Regions from separate parts of the Mus musculus genome. Here region 1 is linked to region 2. A link is a loop called in an ENCODE intact Hi-C map of the cell type or tissue named here. Cell type or tissue: left cerebral cortex. All regions are shown on one strand. Each heading gives the region's core, and the rest is flanking DNA. Links, peaks and the distances in the headings are about the cores only. Region 1 overlaps Btbd8 (BTB (POZ) domain containing 8). Region 2 overlaps Brdt (bromodomain, testis-specific).

Evidence for each region. A loop is a pair of places that touch in the nucleus more often than their neighbours do. Peaks named below come from ENCODE experiments on the same cell type or tissue, not always from the same donor. Only the 100,000 strongest peaks of a DNase experiment are listed, where the experiment ranks them.
Region 1: it touches region 2 in a loop (3-fold over the local background); 8 of 42 quality-filtered maps call a loop at or near these places.

The regions. Positions count from the first base shown.
Region 1 is chr5:107,500,076-107,512,430 of GRCm38, reverse strand. It overlaps Btbd8 (BTB (POZ) domain containing 8), which reads right to left. Exons shown (of 18, transcript NM_001378266.2): 13 at 12,343-12,355; 14 at 8,417-9,092; 15 at 7,837-7,927; 16 at 7,301-7,440; 17 at 3,309-5,555; 18 at 1-2,079. The coding sequence ends at 1,610. Among named protein-coding and RNA genes, the nearest start is that of 1700028K03Rik, 28 kb to the left of the region's middle. In left cerebral cortex, for the core only: no CTCF peak of the experiment used is centred there; DNase peaks (open chromatin) are centred at 6,975, 8,589 and 10,189; H3K4me3 peaks cover 1,124 bases; H3K27ac peaks cover 803 bases.
Region 2 is chr5:107,354,831-107,362,830 of GRCm38, reverse strand. It overlaps Brdt (bromodomain, testis-specific), which reads right to left. Exons shown (of 19, transcript NM_054054.2): 8 at 5,951-6,079; 9 at 4,896-5,084; 10 at 3,822-3,994; 11 at 3,358-3,638; 12 at 3,126-3,251; 13 at 2,844-3,059. Among named protein-coding and RNA genes, the nearest start is that of Brdt, 28 kb to the right of the region's middle. In left cerebral cortex, for the core only: no CTCF peak of the experiment used is centred there; DNase peaks (open chromatin) are centred at 2,268, 2,626, 3,269, 6,855 and 1 more place; H3K4me3 peaks cover 1,930 bases; H3K27ac peaks cover 1,227 bases.

The sequences.
Region 1 (12,355 bases), core at 2,268-10,267, 150 kb before region 2:
CAGTGTGTCATTGTTTGTTCACAGCTCCATGAGAAAGAGTGTTCTGTGTGGTAGAAATAACAGCAAGTTGGAATTAAGAAATAATGCATTCTACCTCACGAGTAGGCTGTAGGACCTTTTCATTCTTATGGCCACAAAAGCCTTCCTTTACCATTTAAAGAGACTAGTCTAATCTTTAAATTTCTACCAAGCTTTAAGATATAAAGTATGTGTGTGTGTGTGTGTTCATATTTCAATGTTTTCCTTACATTCTCCTGCCCTACACTAGAAACCGAACTTTTTACTTAATTCTATTTTACCCTCTATTGAGTGCTTACATCCAATGCCTATTTATTTACCTGTTGAGCTGAGTATAACTAAGCCCCACATGAATGAGTAGTCCTGCAAGAGTGTCTAGCTTTTTAAAAAGGCATAGAACCAGGATCGGAGGGATGGCTCAGTGGGTAAAGGCACTCGCCACCAAGCCTGATGACCTGACTTCAGTCCCTGGGACTCCCGTGGTGGAAGGAGAGAGCTGACTCACAGGCTGTCCACTGACTTCCACGTGTGTGTTGTAGCACACATGCACATGCCTACCCACAAAATAAATTAATATAAAACACTTAAAACCTTTTTTAAAATTCATGAGAAACTTTTATGGTATAATAGATGAGTGCTTAAATGAAAACGTAATTGTTGTTTTGGGACAAATAGTTCTGTATTAACCTGGTTGTTATTTTCCCATCACCTTAAAGGGATCCTCATTAGCATCTAAGATCCTACTGCTCCTCTCTTGTAGCACTGATTATCTGGTTTTTTACAAAGCTACAGACTGAGAGAAATCTGACAGACAAAGGACATAAACAGACAAGAGGAAGCACACGCCCACACTAGGACTCACTCAGCTGCCTCATGCACGAATTTTGGTTAATGCTGTGTTAGCTCAGAGCAGTGCAGCTCCAAAGTATTCCTACCATGGCATGCAAGACAAAGTGACTGTTAGAGCCAGCCACAAACAAAACAGTTTCTACATGCCTTTGAAGAGAGGAAATAAATTCCTATCCCTGACATAAACAGAAAAGCCCAACTCCTCTTAGTTTATTAGCAGTATGGCTGAAACTCAAGGTGCACTCACCTCTCCATGTCCTAGTCCTGAAACACTGGGGAAGCTGGGGGTCCCTCTGTGTCCCCAGACGCAACACTCACCTGAGTCTGAATGTTATTCACAGACTGATTCTGTACGGTGCACACTCACACAGTAAGTTTATTGTTAAATTATTATGATACCATATGCAGAGTCAAGAGTAAGGGGTTGATCTACTTGTGTACTGACATGGAAATTCTTGAATAAATGAACAAATTATTAGGTAGGAAAGAAAACTGTAGCAAAGACTGTTTTCAGCCTTCTAACTTAATTGATGTAGAAAACATGCTCATAAATTTAGAAAAACATTTTCAAAATATGAGACATCATATCAATAAATAAGCTATATTTACCTCAATAAATTAAAAGACTCCATCAATTTAAGGACAGTCTGTATTTGGCTAACTAAATTATAATTTAAATATAAAGTAGGCATCAAAAATACAGGGGTGGCGTAGTCTAAATCTTTCCCGACTGCTGAGACTCCTAATGCTGAGTTTCCAATTCCAGGATTGTCCACTCCCCTTGAGGCGAACAATCTGTGGAAGAAACACTAGCCGTGGTGGCACTTGTTGCCGAATCATCAAGTGGGGATGACAGTTCACTCCACCTGTTCCAAGTGTCAGCGTGTGCTGAACCCTGAGGTTTCGAGCTATCTCGAGCTAAGAGGAGTGTCTGGTTGATTAAATACTGGGCTAAGCTTAGGTCTTCAGGCAGAGAGCTTGTGATATTTAAGTTTGCGTCTTGTTCAGAAAGCAGCTGCCTCAGCAGTGTCCAGTCCTGCTTTGCAAAGTGCTGCTCGTCTTCAGAGCCCCTGTCTGCGACATGGGTTTCTGACTCCACTTCCTGCTCACACGCTGCTGTTAGAGACATCTCATATATTGGAGAGAGGGTTTTTGAAGGCCGGTGGTCATACATGGAGGTTTGTGCCATTGTATCACAATCATCTATGTCTCCTGAAATAATTCACAATACTACACAATGTAAAAATTGCACGTCGACTCCCCTCAGAGTTTTGTAGAACAACATTAACACAACATAGCAGTATTAGCTTCTCTCAGAAAAACATAAGATGGAAAAAAATAACATTTTTACAAAATTGACAAAATTTTTGAGGCATTTATTTTCTGTGTTAAAAAATTCAAGGGTAATGTTTAGCAGCAAAATCAATGTAGGTAACTAACAATAATTTTCCATATTTTAATTTGAAAACTTAGAATACAGAAAATAACAAATTACTTAAAAGATAAACATAAAAGCACACACAAATCTAATTCACTACAATAGAAACTCAAGGAAGAAAAAAAGACAGTTATCTAAAGGTATCTATAAGGTAACTTGGTTTCACGGGGTGGGGGGATAAATACACTCTATCTAAAGTCTTATTTGTATATGGCACATGCAAAGGAGGATGTGAACCAGGACAAACAAACAAAAATACAACTTTGGAAGATCTCCTACTTTATAATTTTACTGAATAGGGATTTCTGGTCAATATTTTTTAAAATTATGATACATAATACTCAACCAGCTACTATTGCATATTTTAAGTCATTAGTTTGAATTATTGAAATAAGAAAGACATAAACATAAAACAATTAGACAAAAAATTATCTTAGCATGTGATATAAGCCTGGGCTTTGTCATATACTATCATTCTAAATATAATTGCTTAGGAAATTCTTCACTTGAAAATCTTAGAATAGAATTATATTGATCCTAAGAAAGTTTTAGTCTCTGTAAAATGCATATAAATTATGATGATTAATCTATTTAAAATAGTTTACTGCTTTCAGTAATATTACTATGGTTATTGCACGGCCCTCTTAGATCTACACTAGCAAGTCCATAAATCATGTCCAATGTAAAGTAAAACTTCCCATAGTCAAGATGCTTACATTAAATTAAACATGATAATTGAAATGACACCAAACTAAGTCCTTGTCTTTTCCAGGTAAGATCTAGCATGTTATCTGTCTGTGTGTAATAAACAAGGTTTTCTACTACATATTAATTATTCACTAAGGTTGTAAGCAAACAATAAATAATGAATAGCTAGCTCATTTTCATATCATTAATAAATTTAAGTTCTCATTTCAAAGTTGAAACTGTAGCTTAAATATTCTAACTAAAATATAGCATCCAGGGCTACAGACAGCTTTAGACTTCTACTTCTGTACATTACCTGAGAACACAGCGTTATTAGCTCCCTTGGGAGGCGTGGGACGGCTCTCTTTCACTTGCCCTTCCTGAGGCAGCCCCTGGCTGGGACAGGAGTCCAGAGATTTCACTGAGCTGATCTTTGGTATATTGGAGCTGAGTTCTCTCTGATGGAGCTCCAAATGACACGGTCGTTCTTGAGACTTAGTGTCCCCATCCATGAATGTGCTGTGCTGCTGAAAGCTGTGAGCCGCCTCCCGTTTACTTATCACTTCTTCGTTTTCCGGAAAAAGCTGTTGGCTTCCTTTGGGTGGGACATCTAACCTGGTCTTTTGATCTGTTGAGACACATTGTTTATCTTGTTTTTCGAAGTCTTTGCTTCTAGAATTCAGGAGAAAGCTTTCATTTTTATATCCACCATTGCCTTTGTTGTGATTATGCTCTGCAGTAGTAGCTTCATTTTCTTTGAAAAATCTAGAGTAACCTGTCCTTCCATGATGCTCATAAGAAACACCATCAAAAACATCAGAAGGTGAAAGAGAATCTAGGGAAGGCTGAAAGGGGGTGTGGCCTTCACCTTCATCAGATCCCACTTCTTCACACTCATCTACCGAGAGCAACACTGACCTTCTAAACTTCTTAGTTGCAGAAAACTCACGACTTTCATGTTCAGCTCCATCGTCAAAAGCTAAGTTAATTATTCCCTGAACCTGCTGAGTACCTGAGCTGCATGGAGAGGAATTTTCCCCAACATTCTCTGCTTCAGATCTTTCATCTTCTGTTTCATCTGCTGAAGAAGAAACCTGGTCCCCTTCCTGAGCAGATGGGATGCTACCCCGTGGCGTACTTCCCTTCTCCCGGGGATAGCCTATTGTAGATCGAGACCAAGGTTCTGGCTTCTTCCTAGGGATCTCGTCATCACTTGCCGAGTGGATCTGGTGGTCACCCCCACCCTGCTTTCTCACTCTGACTTCAGTCCTGAGGTCACCCTCGTGCACCTTCAACTCTTCAGGGGTGCTGGTGTCGCTGCTGCTCCTCCCAAGGAAGTCATGGCACAGCGCTGTGCTGCACTTGGAGATGCCTCTGTCGTGTGAGCCCTCATCATCCTGAGACCCCCCAGCATCATAGTCTTCTGAGCGGGGCTTTATGTCGTCTGAAGATGTGGTAGCACTACCAGTGTCGGATTCTGGACTCTCTCTTTGATGTGTGGCACCAGTGTTCAAATCCCAGGGGCCCACGAATGGAGCTTCTGGAGTTCCATGGCTCTCTGGGGTTTCTGACATTTCCATATTTTTACAATTTTTTTCTGATGGTTGTCCCAAAAGACATTTGGAAGAAACAGCTGAGGTGACTGTAGCACATTTACTGTCCTCTGTAGCACAGTCGTCAGGTAACTGGCTTTGAGCTGCTCCATGAAATGTGAGTCTTCTGTCACTTTGAGTAGGGTTGAGGGTACTGCTTGTCCCTTCAGGAACACACAGGAAAGCTTTCCCATTTATACAACTCATACTTGGTTCAGTATCTGTGTTTTCTCTCCCTGTTTCTCTCTCTCTATCTGATAAATAGGCTTGCTCTGTATTTGCTGAGTCTGAATTATGAACTGGGTTAGAGTTTATCAAGTTTTCATTTGGATTTGAAATCACAGATTTCAGAGCAGCAATGCTCCCACAGTTTGGATTCCCATTGCACTGACTCGAGTCTTTGTAAGCGGATGTGTGACTTTGCTCTATGCCAGCCAGTTCTGACCTCAGCTCACGTTTCACTGAGTCGCCCAGGGTTGACCTATCTTGACATGCTAGCTCCAGTCTCTTTTTCTCTTGACTGCCTAATGGACTTTGTGGCTGAGGTCTGCAAGGTATCTGGGACACTTCAGGACCACTGGTGTCACAAGCAAGGGTACACGGGGACTCGTGAGGCCTCTGTTTAGAGACATGGTTCCTGCTGTCACTCACACCATGAAGCACGCTTTTCTCAGCTACCTCAGGTTTGGAAGGTCGCTGAGAAGCATGACTTTGCAGCATAATTTGTCCAGGAAGCACTTTTTGTTTTGAATCTTTGCTGTTTACAGTTCCACCTTTCTTGGGCTGACTTGGGATTTTAGGCATTGGTACCAGCTTTGCATTAACCTTCTGCAAAGTTGTGTGTCCTTGCTTGACAACTTTTCTCTTAGGTATTTGCTTATCTGTTCCATGCCTCAACCTTGTTACATTTTCATCAGACTGCCTTGAAGAGACTGAAGATTTTACAGAGTGTGGTGACTCCCCTTGGGATCCTAAGAAAGTTCAGAAATGCAAAGTACTCTCAAATTCTAAGGTGAAATTTAATGTTTTCAAATCACTTTAAAGAAAATAAAATTAATAAAGCAAACACAGGGAAACATCTAGTATTGACAGTCAAAAAATAAAAAAACAATGATAAAGTGAAAAAACCTAAATATTTTAAATATAGAGGGACTATTTTATGATCTTACTAAAAACCCTTAAAGAGAATCTCTTTTCACCAAGAACCTTCATCGTGCCCAAATTGGATTTACATAAATCTGCAACAGCAGAAACTATCATCTTCTTATATCAAACCAACAAGAAAGCTCTTCTCTTTGAAGTTTTCTTTTTTGGTGGCAGGGGGAGTAAACTAAACAACACAACTGAAAGGAAGAACTAACCTAAAAACAAATGGACATTTGTTGAAATTATTCATTTCTCTTCAAACTGGAATAAACGTATACCGTATAATTATGGTTATAGCTTACTAGGGCTAACAACCCAGATCTGCTGCAGTGAGAACCAGATCATTGCCTACAGGAGATTCAGAATTAAAATTCCATTTATGCATCTGGTTAAAGTCTTAGAATAAAAATTTGGGGCACTCAAATCTGCCAACTCCAATTACCAACTTTTTGTTCTGTGTGTGTTTGGGGGTGTGGGGAGTTCTAGAGACTTGTGAAAGACAAGCAAGTACTCTGCCACTGAGGTACCCTAGTCCTATAGACCATTTATATCTCATTTCAACTTTTACTAGGATATGAGTAATCTCATCTGCCTTGATTTTTAATTGACTTTCAGTATTAATTCATCATGCAAATCAAGATTATTTTGGGGGTTTTATAAACTGCTCTTACACATGAGTGCTTAATACACACACAAAAAATAAATGTGTGTGTGCTTGTGGTGTGTGAGTGTGTATGCACATGTGAGCATGTCAGAGGTCAATCTTGGTGTGTGTGTGCGTACTTGTGTGACGATGTGTGTACATGTACACGTGTGCATGATAGAGATCAACTCCTCAGGAGCGACACACTGTTCCTTTTAAGACATAGTCTCTTATCAGGACTTGGGCCTCACTGAAGAGGCTGGGTTGCTGTTGGCGATCCAGACTCAGGGATCTTCCATCCACCTCTGCCTCCCTCACCAACCTTCACGTACAAAGCCATCCCTCAGCCCTCTTCCTTCCTTCCTATCTTCCTTCTCTCACTTTTTATTTATTTTGAGATAGTGTTTCAGTAGCCAGGACTGGCTTGGACTCAGTATACAGATCAAAGATGACTTTGCTTTCATCCCTCCAATGGAAGGACTACAGGCATGTGCCACTAACCCCAGAAAGAAAGCAATGTTGAAAATGGGCTGTTACATGCACATTATATAATCTAAACAGTATTGATTTTTCTTGCAACACTGAGGAACAGCAGCGTGAGGACAGCTCTGGAGGAACGCCCTCTCCACACAGCTGCTCAGCTCCTGCTGTTCTTTAACAACTCCTCAGTGCTGTTTTCACAGACATAATTCCTCAAGTCATCAAGGAAACTTTCAAGGAACCTAGGCACGCTACACAAAAGGACAGAATTGGAGACCAGTCAATGGCTCCTTTAAGTTTATCTCCATGAAGGACAAGACAACCCAAATCAATCCCCTAATGCTAAAATGTCTATCTAAAAGCCACAGAACTTTATTGTCTTGCTTATGTGTAATGGCAGTCCGGCTGACACAGGCCCCAGAACCCTCGGGGGCCCTGTGGCTTTACCTTGAGCTTGAGCCAGGGTGGGAGGGGCGCTCTTCGTCCGTGGCTGAGCTGCTGTGCATCCATTGCTGCTCCCTCTTTTCTTCGCAGCTGTCTGTGGTGCTGAAGCACTAAGTCCTTTGCCATCCCCTCTTTTTATTACACTAAGAAGAATGACTGCACTTAGTATTACAGTGACACTCCAAAACGTGAACTCACAAACACCTGTGCATGACCACAACCATATACCATTACATAGTTTGTCAAAAGATAGAAACTCTTCTGAAAATAGAGAAACCTATGTTCACAATCCTTCAACTTTTGAAAGAGTAGACCACATACGATAAGTCAACGCATAACTTCACATGCCATTAAGTATAGCTAAGAAACTTTCCCTGTATTTCTTCATTTTATATAAATATGAACTAAGAAAGTTTAAAAATATAATTTCATAAATACGGTTAAATAACAAAACATCTTTTAAAACATTTAGCTAAGAATTAGTATATAAGTAGCTTGCAGAGACAGTTGGGTGAAACACAAGCTGAAGAGAGTCCCACCTGCTATTCCCGTGAGAGTCTTGTTCATGAGTAAAGCTTTTGTTACTGGCTGTTCCATTGGTAATTCTTGCAACTGCTCGAGACTTTACTGCTACAATAAATTGCATAAATATACAGGTTAGACACTAAAAACCAAGTGCTGATATAGGAGAGAACACACTTTCTCAGTTTGTACATATCTGTGTAAAACACACCTTAGCACTTAAAGGTAAGTAAAGCATGCAAGGGTCATCTAGGAACCTTTAAGCATCAGGAACTCAGGGCAGGGACACAGCTTATTTAGTAGAGCACTTGCCTGGCTTCGTCTCTAGCATTACACAAGTCAGGCATGACAGGTACAACCATAGTCTTAGCACCTGGGAGGCAGAGACAGGAGGATCAGAGGTACAAGAGTGTCCTTAGTGACAGCACAGGCTGATGGAGAGATCTTATCTCAAACAAATGTTTGCAGTGCTGAGCTGCTAGTGCAGACTGCCTGTCTAGCATGTGTAGAGCCATGCTGCCCTGCTACACACACACACACACACACACACACACACACACACACACACACACACACACACAAAGTGCTGAAACCCACCTGCAGTTGACATTACTCCATTGCTCACCATCTGTCCTGGGGAATCACTAACGTATGGCTTCCCATCACGACACTTGTCTTCTACTGATCCGTTTTCCTTTGTCTCATCCACAGAGCCCATGGAAGCCAGAAGCTCCGTGCTGGAATGTGTAGATCTACTGGAGGGCCCTACAGAGGCGGGGCATGTGGAATCTTTTCCTCTCAGTGTTTGCAAAGGCTTGGCTCTGGCTTGCACGTTCAGGTTTGCAGTGAGTACCTTAGGTCTTGCCCCTGTGGTCTCCACTTCTTGGTTCTGGACTCCTTTTCCATGTACTGGGTCCTTCCGTCCAGCTGCTGTCACTCTTGATGGTCTTCCCACAACAGTGGATGACAAACCTTCTATCTTTGTATGATCACTGTTTTCTGTTTGGGGCTTTACCATAGTTTTAGACTTGCCAGAGACATATTTTCCCCCAGTTTTCATCTCTTTCACAACTTTGGACATTTTTGTACTGTCACCATGCTTGGACACTTTATTTATACTGTTTCTGTTAGTGCTTGATGCATGTCCTGATGCTCCCAATCCATCGGATCTCATCTTCTGATTAGTAGAGAGAGAGGTCTGACACGGTTTTTTGTTATTTTCTGTCCAAGGTTTTATTTTTAAAACATCAACATCAGAGCCTTGTCTCCTTTGCTAAGGAAGGGGAAGGAAGGAAGGAACGAAGGAAGGGAGGGAGGGAGGGAGGGAGGGAGGGAGGGAGGGAGGGAGGAAGAAAATCCTATAAATCAACAAGTTTTTGACATAGAATATTTTATGTTTTAAGAAAGTTTTGGGTTGGCTTTTTGTTATTGTGACAGGGTTTCACTATATAGCTTTGGCTGGCCTGGAACTCAGTATGTACACAGGGCTGGCCTTAAATTCGTAGAGCTTTGCCTGTCTCTGCCTCCCCATGTGGGGACCGAAGGCATGCACCATGAGACCTGGCTTCAGTGAAGTTTTTAGAAGCAACAATTGAGCAAAGCTCACATAATGCTCTTGCCAGTGGTCTCCCAGGGAGCACCACAGCCCAGCTTCTAAATTCTTATTATGATTCAGGATCACTCAAAACTTGAGATATCCCTTATCATTTTCATAAAAAACACCTTTGGTGATTATTACCTTAATCATTTCTGAAATACAGCATTAAATATTTATTTAATTTGTGGTATTACAATCGAAATTAACCCATGAAGATTCAGGCTATCCTGAGTGATAACACTTGAGGGTTTCTGAAGCCCTTTCTTAGGGTCCATCATTTCAATTCATACTTACAAAATAATCATTTGAAATAGCTCCTGCAGCTGTCTTCAACTGTTAGATAAGAAACTGGGTATTAAAGCACACATGTGACTTATCCAAGGTCACATGCCTGGCAAGGACAGGATTGAGACTAGAGCTTATGATGTAGTCATCTAATTGTAATCTGAGGCATACTATAAACATTTTCACCACAATTCTCTAACTCTGGGAGTCCTTTTTAAAACAAAATGACAAAGGCTTCTAGAAACACAACATGTATACTTGAAAAGTTTAGGTTTAAAAAAAATCCTAGATGGCAGACAGCACTGGTCATCTAGAGGTTACAGAGGAAAAGACATCTAATAAGAGCTGAGCTGGGGAAAGAAGAGGGGAACCCCAGGGCACAGAGCAGCCAACATCTCCATACGGAAGGGAACCTTAGAATAAAATATAAATACATCATCCATACATGCAACTGCTGATTTCCCTGACCTTGGTAAAGCTGCATGGGGTTATAGGGCGGAGCTTGTGTTGCTTTATCTTCACAATTAAACCCTTTATGTCCCATAACATATCGGGAGTGCAACAAAATGTCTGTAACCGCTGTTAAGCATGTAGTGATATTTAGTTCAAGACTACGTTTATAAATATAGAAGGCTTCCAATATATTAGAAAATTGACTCAGATAACACACATGTGCATGGATACATGTATATGTATAAGACAATAAATAAAGGCTAAATTTAGGCAAAAGCAGGGTGCAGTGGTAACAGAATCAATACATTATTGTCCTAGCTTTGACTTAATGGGGCTGGGGTATTGTGGAAATTTTAAGCATATTTTGGCTTTAGATTATGTATGTTTGCAGAGTGGAGAATGCTTTCCTTCAGAACAGTGCTCCAAGAATTCTAAGTGTTGTAAATATCAAACAGCCTCTTTCCTCCTTTTTTTTTCTTGATTTGAAATATAATCCCCTATCCCCCTGACCCCTTTTGGTTTTTGAAACAGGGTTTCTCTGTGCAGCCTTGGCTGTCCTAGAACTCACTGTGTAGACCAGGATGGCCTCAGTACCACAGAGGTCCACCTTCCTCTGCCTCCCAAGTGCTGGGATTGAAGGTGTGCACCACTGCTACCTGGAATATTTCTCTATTTTTAACACAACTTAGCAAGCTTCTCTGTAAGGCCTCTTCCTGTGCTTAAAACTGACCTCACTTAACTTACTGTAGCCTATGTACTGTGAACTATCATGTGGTATGTGAAATGTATGTATGCTATGAGATAAATACATGCTTTAGAAACTTCACAGTACATTACAGAATGATAAGGATCTGGTGCATATGCATTTCTAGGCAGTCTTGGACTTATATCTCCCGAGTTTATACACATTTCTTATAAATTCACAGCCAACTGTGTGTGTGTTGGGGTGGGGGGAACCACAGTCTATTAACAAAAATGAGAAAAGAGGACTAAGCTTCTAAAAGGAAACCAACTTTGTTTGGAACCTTCTTTGTCTTAGTGGGTACTTCATGCTATGTAGTGTAGTTGGCCTTGAGCTCACACTCCTCCAGCCTGTCTCCCTGGGATTGGGATAACTATGGCCCATGACTCTCACTTTATTAGATGTTAGATGGTGTAAGGGCTCAGGACATGATGCACAAGAGGACTCTGAAACACTCCAGAAAAATGACAAAATTCTCCATTGTCTGGGTTTCCAATCAGAAATATGGAGGGCTTGATGCCTCCTGTTCTAAGCCAAGAGAGCTATGTCCTGGCTGCAGAAGTTGTAGTTCCTAGCTAGTGGGCGATAAGGAGGGAGGAAACAGGATTCTCTGCCAAACTTTCAAGGGCAATCTGTTCTTTACATTCTAAATCAGAACATTGAATAATTGAGTCCACAATATCATTAGACTATGCATAGATTAGTATAATTTTGTACTTACATATTTTGATGACATGAATAGCCATATAATAACACTTGGAAGGAAGAAAATATATTTCACACTATAATAAAGTCATCAAATATTTTTTTTAAAAGGAAAAATAGCAGAATACACATGTTACTCTTTTTAAGAATGGAGTGCAGTCACGTTACTCTATCGCTTTATTGCACAGTGGCTCTCTAGACCCCTGGGAAGCTTGTCATGTTGCAGTCACTGGGAGGCAGTCTTTTTATATGTCTGACCCCATGCCCTCAAGCCCAGGGCATTACCGCTATAATTACTAATTATAAGTACTTGACTACTTTTAACACTATATGAAAGTATACCAAATGAATACAAAAATAAAGCACACTGTGCTCTTAACACCACTTGCTTCTTTTTACCCTGCAAAGAGAAACCTGGAACAATGAGCCTTCTCTTGTGACAAGGCTGGCTGACTAAAAGCAGGCACCAAACTGAATCCTAGATGTCTTAACAATTCCTCACTTATTGGAACAGTGCCAATACGTTATCTGCCAAAAAGAACTTCAAGGAAATTAAAAAGGCATATATTTCCTATGCCAAATGAATTTGGGACAGTCACATCATTTAAAATGTATATATTAAATGCTCAGTTGTTATTTCCTCTTAAAAATAGCTTCAACTAATAAACATGAATTTTGCATTGTAGAATAATATATTTGCATCGTGTTCTCATTGGCACCTGCGCCGTGCTGGAAGTGTACCTGAGAGCTGGTG
Region 2 (8,000 bases), core at 1-8,000:
ATGCTGGAGTTACAAGTACCTGCCACTATGCCTAGCTTTATTCTTAGTTGGTGTTTTGTTAATATACCAAATTTTCACTTTTTGATGGGTAATTAACCAATTTTCACCACACAATGGAAGCTGGCAACATGTTTGTCATCTGCAGTTTGTTGAAACTGTTATACACACAGTCAAGAACACAGGCGCTTTCATTAGTTTTACAAGAATATTGCAATGATGGGGGCTGACTTATTTTTTTCTCTCTAATTTATAATCCTGCTTACAAATTTTATTGTTATTCTTAGGGAAGTAAAAATGTTCCTAGTTTACACACTAGAAATTAGTAAGTCTTGTGGCATTTTAAAGTACTTAGTATTGAAGTATTTACTTAGTATCAGTTTAGTACTAAAAAGTATTAAAAGATCCTATACTTAATTTGCTTATTGGAAGCATAGATGTATTTTTTCCATTTTAGACTTTGCAATTTATAATACACTTAAACAGTGTTTCCCTCTGTCTATAAAGATATAGATGGTATGTTCAAAAATTAAAATTTCAAGAATAAATGACAAGACAGATGTAGCAACAGATGCCTGTGATTCCAGCACTCAGGAGGCTGTGAGAGAAAGAACAGGACTTTAAGTCTATCCGTGGCTACACAGTGAGACTCCATCTCAAACAACAGTAAAAGACAATTTCAGTGCCCACAGTGAAGACAAACTGATCTCAGTGTAATAAATCACAAACTATTCATAAGATGGTTAACTTGAATAAATAGATAGATAAATAAATAAATGAAGCGAGCTGAGGAATACCTGCAGCTTGATGGTTAAACTGATTTCCTGGTATGTAAGACCTTGGGTTCACTCTCCAGTGCCAGGAAAGGGAATAAAATTTGTTGCTTTTATTTTAACATTATATATTTTTAAAAGCGTCTAAATCAGTCTACATGTGTGGGCCTATGATCTACTGCTTGAGGCCATGAATGCAATGGATATTTTTCCAATACTGTTCTATGCTCAGAAGTCAAATATAAGAAATATTTTATAATAAGAGCTGCACATGACTTTAAAATGTATTAGAATGACAAATCCTAACCACAGCAAAACTTCTGTTGAACTTTACTAAATTGTTCTGCAAGTTCAAGGATGGCTTAGGCTTCAGTGCAAGCTCCAGCCCAGCCCAGCCCAGGACACTCCCTGAGGACACAGCTTGGTGCTGCAGTGCTTGCTCACCTTGTGTGCATGCACAGGTGCCTTAGTCCCACCACCACACAACAGAAGCAAAGCTCTCTGGAAAACATGCCACCAACCATGAATGCTGATCAGCAGATACAAACTCAGCAATGTTTTAGGATTAGAATTCTGAGTTTGAGCTGTTCTGTTAAAGTTAGAAACCAAGTTTCTGTACCATTTTAAGAACATATAGATGATGATAAACATTTTCTTCTCTTCAAGTAATATACTAGAATATCATATCAAGTAATATCTAGAATATCATATCAAGAGTTTTGTGTGGTATAGCACACCTGCTGGGAGGCAGAAGCAGGAGGATTGCTGAGTTCAAATCCACTCTGGCCTACAAAGTGAAGTCTGGCTACACAGTAAGCAAAGACAGGAAGGGAAGGAGAGAGGGAGGGAGGGAGGGAGTGAGGGAGGGAGGGAGGGAGGAAGGAAAGAAGGAATTCTAAATACTAAGGCGCTATACCAAAAAACTCTATGCAGTATTTTTTTCTAACTTTCAAAGCATTTATTGAATATTTAAGTTAAATAATTCAAATTAATAGTCATAGTTTTATCCCACAAATAAAAGACAAGGTGCTGTAACTTATTAGGCCACAAATGCTTTATTAGATAAAATTACAATTAATTACAATTTAAAATACTAAATGCAACTTAGATTTTTCCAGTATTGTTTTATGCTTAAAAGTCAAATATAAGAAATACTTTGTAATAAGAACTCTAAAATGAGTTTTAATGTAATGTATTAAAATAACAAATTCTAACCAAAGTAAAAATTCTTTTAAATTTTACAAAATTGTTCCCCTCTATATACTCAGAAATGTGAAAACCAAATCAGCGACTAGCTCTACAAAAAATAAATGAATCAAAACCAAAGGAAAACAGAATCGCTGCCAGCCAGCAGACCCTGACTGTCAACTGCAATTCTTTACGCTGGAGTTTCTGTGAGGTTCTTTTTAATTAAAAAGAACTGAACCTCACAAGAAACATCCCATTAACAATAAAGCACATTTTAGGGAAGAAAGCGCCCTGGGTTCTGCATTTGCTGCTTGGTTAAAATGGAACACCATTGGTGGGGTGGACAGTGATCACATGGCAGCTGTCCAACTAGTAATAGAAAACATGAGTGGCCTGGCTTAATACAACTGACAAACTGCACAAGAAAATGTGGTACTTCCATCTTTTTCTATAGATGATAGGTAATAATATGTAGTTAAAAAACATAAATTAAAAAAAAAAAAAAACTCTCTACAAATTTTGGGGTGAGTGGCTTCTTAATTCAAAGCGACAGTTCAACTCAGAAAGCAGTGTCCAAACAGGACACACTTCACATCGGAGTGACCCAAAGTACAATGGGAACACACTGAGGCCTCCCAAATAATGTTTTCATTAAGAAGTGAAAGCAGCACCCGCAGTTTTTCAATCTCGTACATTTCCTTAGGAGACCTCCCATCAGGCCCAAGTCACATCCTTTCCTTCTTTTATGGAAAGAGTAAGGATTTTATTAAGGATGTTGGCATCCAAAGCATAGGTCCTCCTCTACACATTCTCCGGACGCTACAGGAAAGGCCACCCCCCCACCCCCACCCCCACCACCGCAGCGGTGCCTACGAGCCAGCTAACCTGGTTCAGAATCGCTGCTGTCGGAGGAGCTCGAGTCGCTGCTGCTGCTCGCGGACCCCGAGGAGCTGCTGCTGCTGCTGCTGCCGCTGCTGCTGCTGCTGCTGCCGCTGCCGCTGCCGCTGCTGCTGCTGCTGTCGGTCAGGCGAGACCCACTGGCCAGCTCCGGGGGAGGCGGCGGGGGCGGGGGCGGGGGCGGGGGCGGGGGCGGCTTCTCCACTGCAAAACAGGGAGCGTTAACAGCGGTCATGGCTCACGGGTGGGCGCGGAGAAACCGCCACCTACCTTTTGCTGGACGTTTCGTTTGCCGTTTCCTACAATTCAGCTGATTGTTGACGTCCAGCAACCGCCTCTCCAGCTCCAGCTTTTTTTCAGAATGGAGCTCCTCCTTAGACCTGACAACCTTCTTTGCTGTGAGAGGAGGAGCAACCGTGAGTGCGGGGAGGGGCCTGGAGGTGGGGCGTGGCCTAGAGGCAAGATGGGGCGGGACCTAGGGATGGGGCTGGGCCTGGCCTACCTTGGGGCTTCAGCGACCTCTTCCTCAGACAGGCCAGGACATACTTCTCCAGTTCTCTAAGTGTGGATGCCTTCAGGGTCTCAAAGTCGATCTCGATCTCGTCCGGGTTGGAGTTTCTCAGGGAAGGCTCCCTTGACTGTATTATGTGAACTATTCGACCAAGCTTGTCTCCAGGCAGTTTGTTTATGTCCAAGCTCAGCTGCCTTTTCTCATCGTAGTTCATAGGCTTCGCATTGTCTTCCTCTTCCGATTTCAAAAGCGGCTTCTTCTTCTTTGGTTGACTGTAACAAAATTATATATTGGTTTCATATTTTTAAAACATTTTTGTTGGTGTGGGAATTTCATACAATGTACCCACATCACACAGGCATTCAGTTCATCTTGATCCAGGCCCTCACATAGGCTAACTGTGTGGTCCTTCACTGAGCCTGCCTCCTGGGCAGTCACTCACTGAACATGCTTACTTGATTTTGGCCTTCTCCTTTTGCTTCATTTGCTTAGGCTTTTTCCTTGGGTTTTCATCTCTGTTATTAACCTTTTTCCTTTTTGGCGCCCTTTTGGACTTCTCATTCTTTTTCTTCAGCTTACGTAATGGAACTTGGGACAGAACTTGCAGCTGCTGATGAACAGCATTAAGCTGGGAAAGGAAAAAATAAAAGCCTTTAAACATTTATGTCTCTAAAGCACTAAAGATACTAGAAAAACATGGTACTCCAAAGTCATGCCACCCTTTGTGAAATTCATGTCATGTTCTACTTCCTTCAGGATTTTGCTTCATTTTGGAATTTCAGTGTTTTGAAGGGTATATAAATAAATAAATAATAAACAAACTGTATAGTATAACATAGTATAGTAATAAAAACACTACAGCCCAACATTTCTCAGTATTAAAGTTTCTTTCAAAAGATATATATATCTTACAGGTGGTTGTAAGTAGCCTGGTACACATGCTAAGAACTGAACTCAGGTGCTCTGGAAGACCAGCCAGTGCCAATAACTGCTGAGCCATCTCTCCAGCCCTAGTCTTCAGATATGACCTCAGTAAAAGTTACTATTTTATCACAGAAAGTAGCAAGTGATCTCATTCTAAAATATTCCACATTATACCAAAAATCACTTCAGTAAGAATCAACTACTCAGACTATAAATGCAAATAGCAGAATTGTAAATAATTCCCAGGCATCATGGTGCACACCAACAATCCCAGCACTTGAAAGGCAGAGGCAGAAGGAGCAGAAGTTTATGACAAGCCGGGTACATGAGACCATTTCAAAGAGGAGGAGGAGGAGGAAGAGGAGGAGGAAGAGGAATAAAATGTGGTGGTAGTGGCTCTAGAACTATAGTATACAGATATTTGAGTAGGAAATTTTGAACATGGCAAATATGCCAAAAACTAACTAAAGCTATAGACATTAGGTGATGCAACTAAAGCTATAGATGGCATTAGGTGATCTAAACATAACAGCTGTGACTCTGCAAGCAGTGCACCACTGACTAGCCGCTTGGGAACCATCAACACTTGCGTCATATACGGCCACCTGCTCCTGAAGCTTGGCAAGATGCTGCACTCGTTCATCCTCAGAGTCTTCAGAAGAGGCGTCCCCCGAGGAGGCCTCGCTGCTGCTTTCTCTGCTGAGGGCTTGTGCACTGTTTGTTGTAAGGTGGCATGCATGCATACTCTCAATAGGTTCATCGGGAATCTTGGCAAAATGTAGTTCAAAAACATCCTATAATGCAAAATTAACCTGTTCACATTTTTTGGTTTATTTTGAGACAGAGTTTCACCATGTCCAGGCTGGCCTGGAGTGCACTATGTAGCCCAGACTGCCTTGGAACTTGAAATCCTCCTGCCCACCTCCAGAGTGCTGGGATTGTAGGCATACACCACCTGGTTTGATTTTCTCCATTTCTGATTTAATGCAACAAGAACACCTTTAAAAGTACACATGGCTGGGAGGTGGTGGCTCACATCTTTAATCCCAGCACTTGGAAGGCAGAGGCAGGCGGATTTCTGAGTTCGAGGCCAGCCTGGTCTACAAAGTGAGTTCCAGGACAGCCAGGGCTATACAGAGAAACCCTGTCTCGAAAAACCAAACCAAACAAACAAACAAACAAACAAACAATTACACATGGAGATACCTGGGCAGCCGTCTTTAAGCCACACCAGAAGAAGTGCAGCATGATGATTCTGTCTGCACTTCTGTGCCTCAGCACACTTCTAGGCTATGTCTCTCAGCATGGTCGACCTTTGTAGTTAAGGTCAGCCATGTCATATACAGTTCTACCTTTCAGTGACTCAAGACTGGGCCCTCTCCTGAAGCAGACCAGGGTTCAGTCAGTCCCACTAGGGACCCGTTACCCTCTTCTCACTGACGATTCATCCATTTCTTATGAGAAGTAGGCAGCTTCTTTTTTAAAAGTGTGCTGCTAACGCTTACAACTAAACGGACAACCCTCCACAGTGTAATAAGTAATTTATACAATTTTTGGCACTATTAAGGACAGAGGTTATCATTTGGCTCTTGAGTTATGGTTCAGAAATAAATATATTATGCTCAAAGGTAATTTACCCAGAGAGTGAGTAAAGCCTCACCTGAAGGGTCCGAGCCATCGCCACAACTTCATGATCGGGAGGATTATACTTGTAACAGTTCATGAACATCAGTCTGACATCTGCAGCAAATTCATATGCATCCTTATATTCTTGATTGTCCATTTTCCCCTGAGTTAAGGAAAAATTAGAAGGATTCACAAACAACTGAAGTCAATTCACATGAAACAATTTAGATGAACTGGGAAATGGAGAAGATAACACAGAGAAAATATTTCAATGTCTGGGTAAGATGATGGCCTAGACATTTGCCTCTGTGCATGCTGTGAGAATAGGAAATCTCTTAAAAAGACTTCATTCCAAACAGAGAAAGAATATTGAAAATTCATAAATGGCCTGATAGGGCAGCTTAGAAATATGGAGAAACAGGTGGGGCAACAAGATGGGAAACAGTAAAAAGAGCCTGAAGCCAGACACAGGGCCAGCAGTATGGTTTCCTACTTGAGGAAGAAGGAGTAGAAGCTACGTCCAAAAGACAAGCCAGGCAGTCCCAGTGAGAGAGATACTAGGTGGTTCTACCCACAGGACAAACCCACAGTTCTCACAAGCCTCAAATCCAGCTGTGGTTTTTACTGAGACAGTGACCTTTTAGACAGGAGGGGTTGGCAGAGGGAGAGAGATCTGGCTCAGAGGGCTGTGGACTAGGTCCCATTTGAGCTTGAATTAGATCTGTCACAGACCCAATGTGAGGGATAAGTCTAGGAAGCAGATGGGTGAGATCCTGACAAACCAAAGGTGTAAGTGACAGGAGTCTTGCCTAGGGGCCTGGAGACACCTCATCACCTACTAACTGGAGCCAACACCACAAGCCTGAGCTCAATGGGTAGAACGTCCCCCCCCCCCCCCATCTGCTCATGCATCTGGCCCAAGAACTCTGCAGCTGCATCCCCTCCCCCAGCAGTGACTAATGCTTGTGGACTTGGAAACTGAAGGCAGGGCTGCACTTGCAGATTTCAGCACTGTGCTTGCTTTGCCTTCTCCCATTCTACATGGAAGAAACTCTTTGGCCAGAACATTAGCTGCCCCAGGGGGCAGAAACTAGGGATCTTCCAGAGAGCAGGAGAACCTGCTCAGTCCACAGGCTACAGTGTTCAGCTTGGCAGCACAGACCCCTGATATACAGCTGCAGGACCAAGTTAAAGTGGAGACAGCCCTGATGCAGGAGACACAAGTCTAGCATCAAGTCAGCTGACCTGTGTTACCTCTCCAATTTTGAAGAGTCCTCAAAGAAGTCAAAACTTTGTCTTCTTGCTCTGCCCCTCCCCGACCTGTGCATGTGTATGTGTCTGCAATGAATCTCTTAAGGAGATCAGAGGACAGCCATAGAAGTGAGCTCTCTCCTTCTCCAACATGGGTTCTAGAGGCCAAATTCAGGTTGTCAGGCCTGACTGCAAGTGTACCTGCTGACCACCCCTCTATGCCTATGATTTCTTCAATACTTAAGAAAAGTTTTCGTTTTAAAAATTTATTTTCATATAATCTGTTTTTGTTTCCTCTTAGTCTCCCTTTTGATGTTTTCCTATTATGCTTCCAATAGGACTGATCTCAACTGATTTCTATACAAAAACATCCCAATGATGTTCTCATTTTCTGATCTCCTCACATTATATAACTTTTTACATTTTCTTGTTATTGAGTAATTTTCCATCTTTATTTTCCCACTAATGTATTTTTCTCCTTCAGAAAATTCTTCTTTCTTGTTTCTCTTCTGTTATCCATGCTTCTATTTTTCATCTTTCTCTACTCCCTGCCACAGCTTCATTCATTAGCTGGTTTCACATTTAAACATCATTTTAAACGTTGGCACTCTGCCATTTTTTGTTTTCCGACTATGAATGGTATATTAGTGACCTTTAACCAGTTTTCACTGTACTTCTATATCTCGTGTTTAAAAGTTGTTTTCTCCTGTTTTAGTGGTGTTCAGTGAATGGAATTGAGCCCTAAAGAGCAAACTATTCACTAAGAAAACAAACAAACAAATTAAACCGGGAGAGATGTACACAAACAGATGTACACAACACAACACACAGAA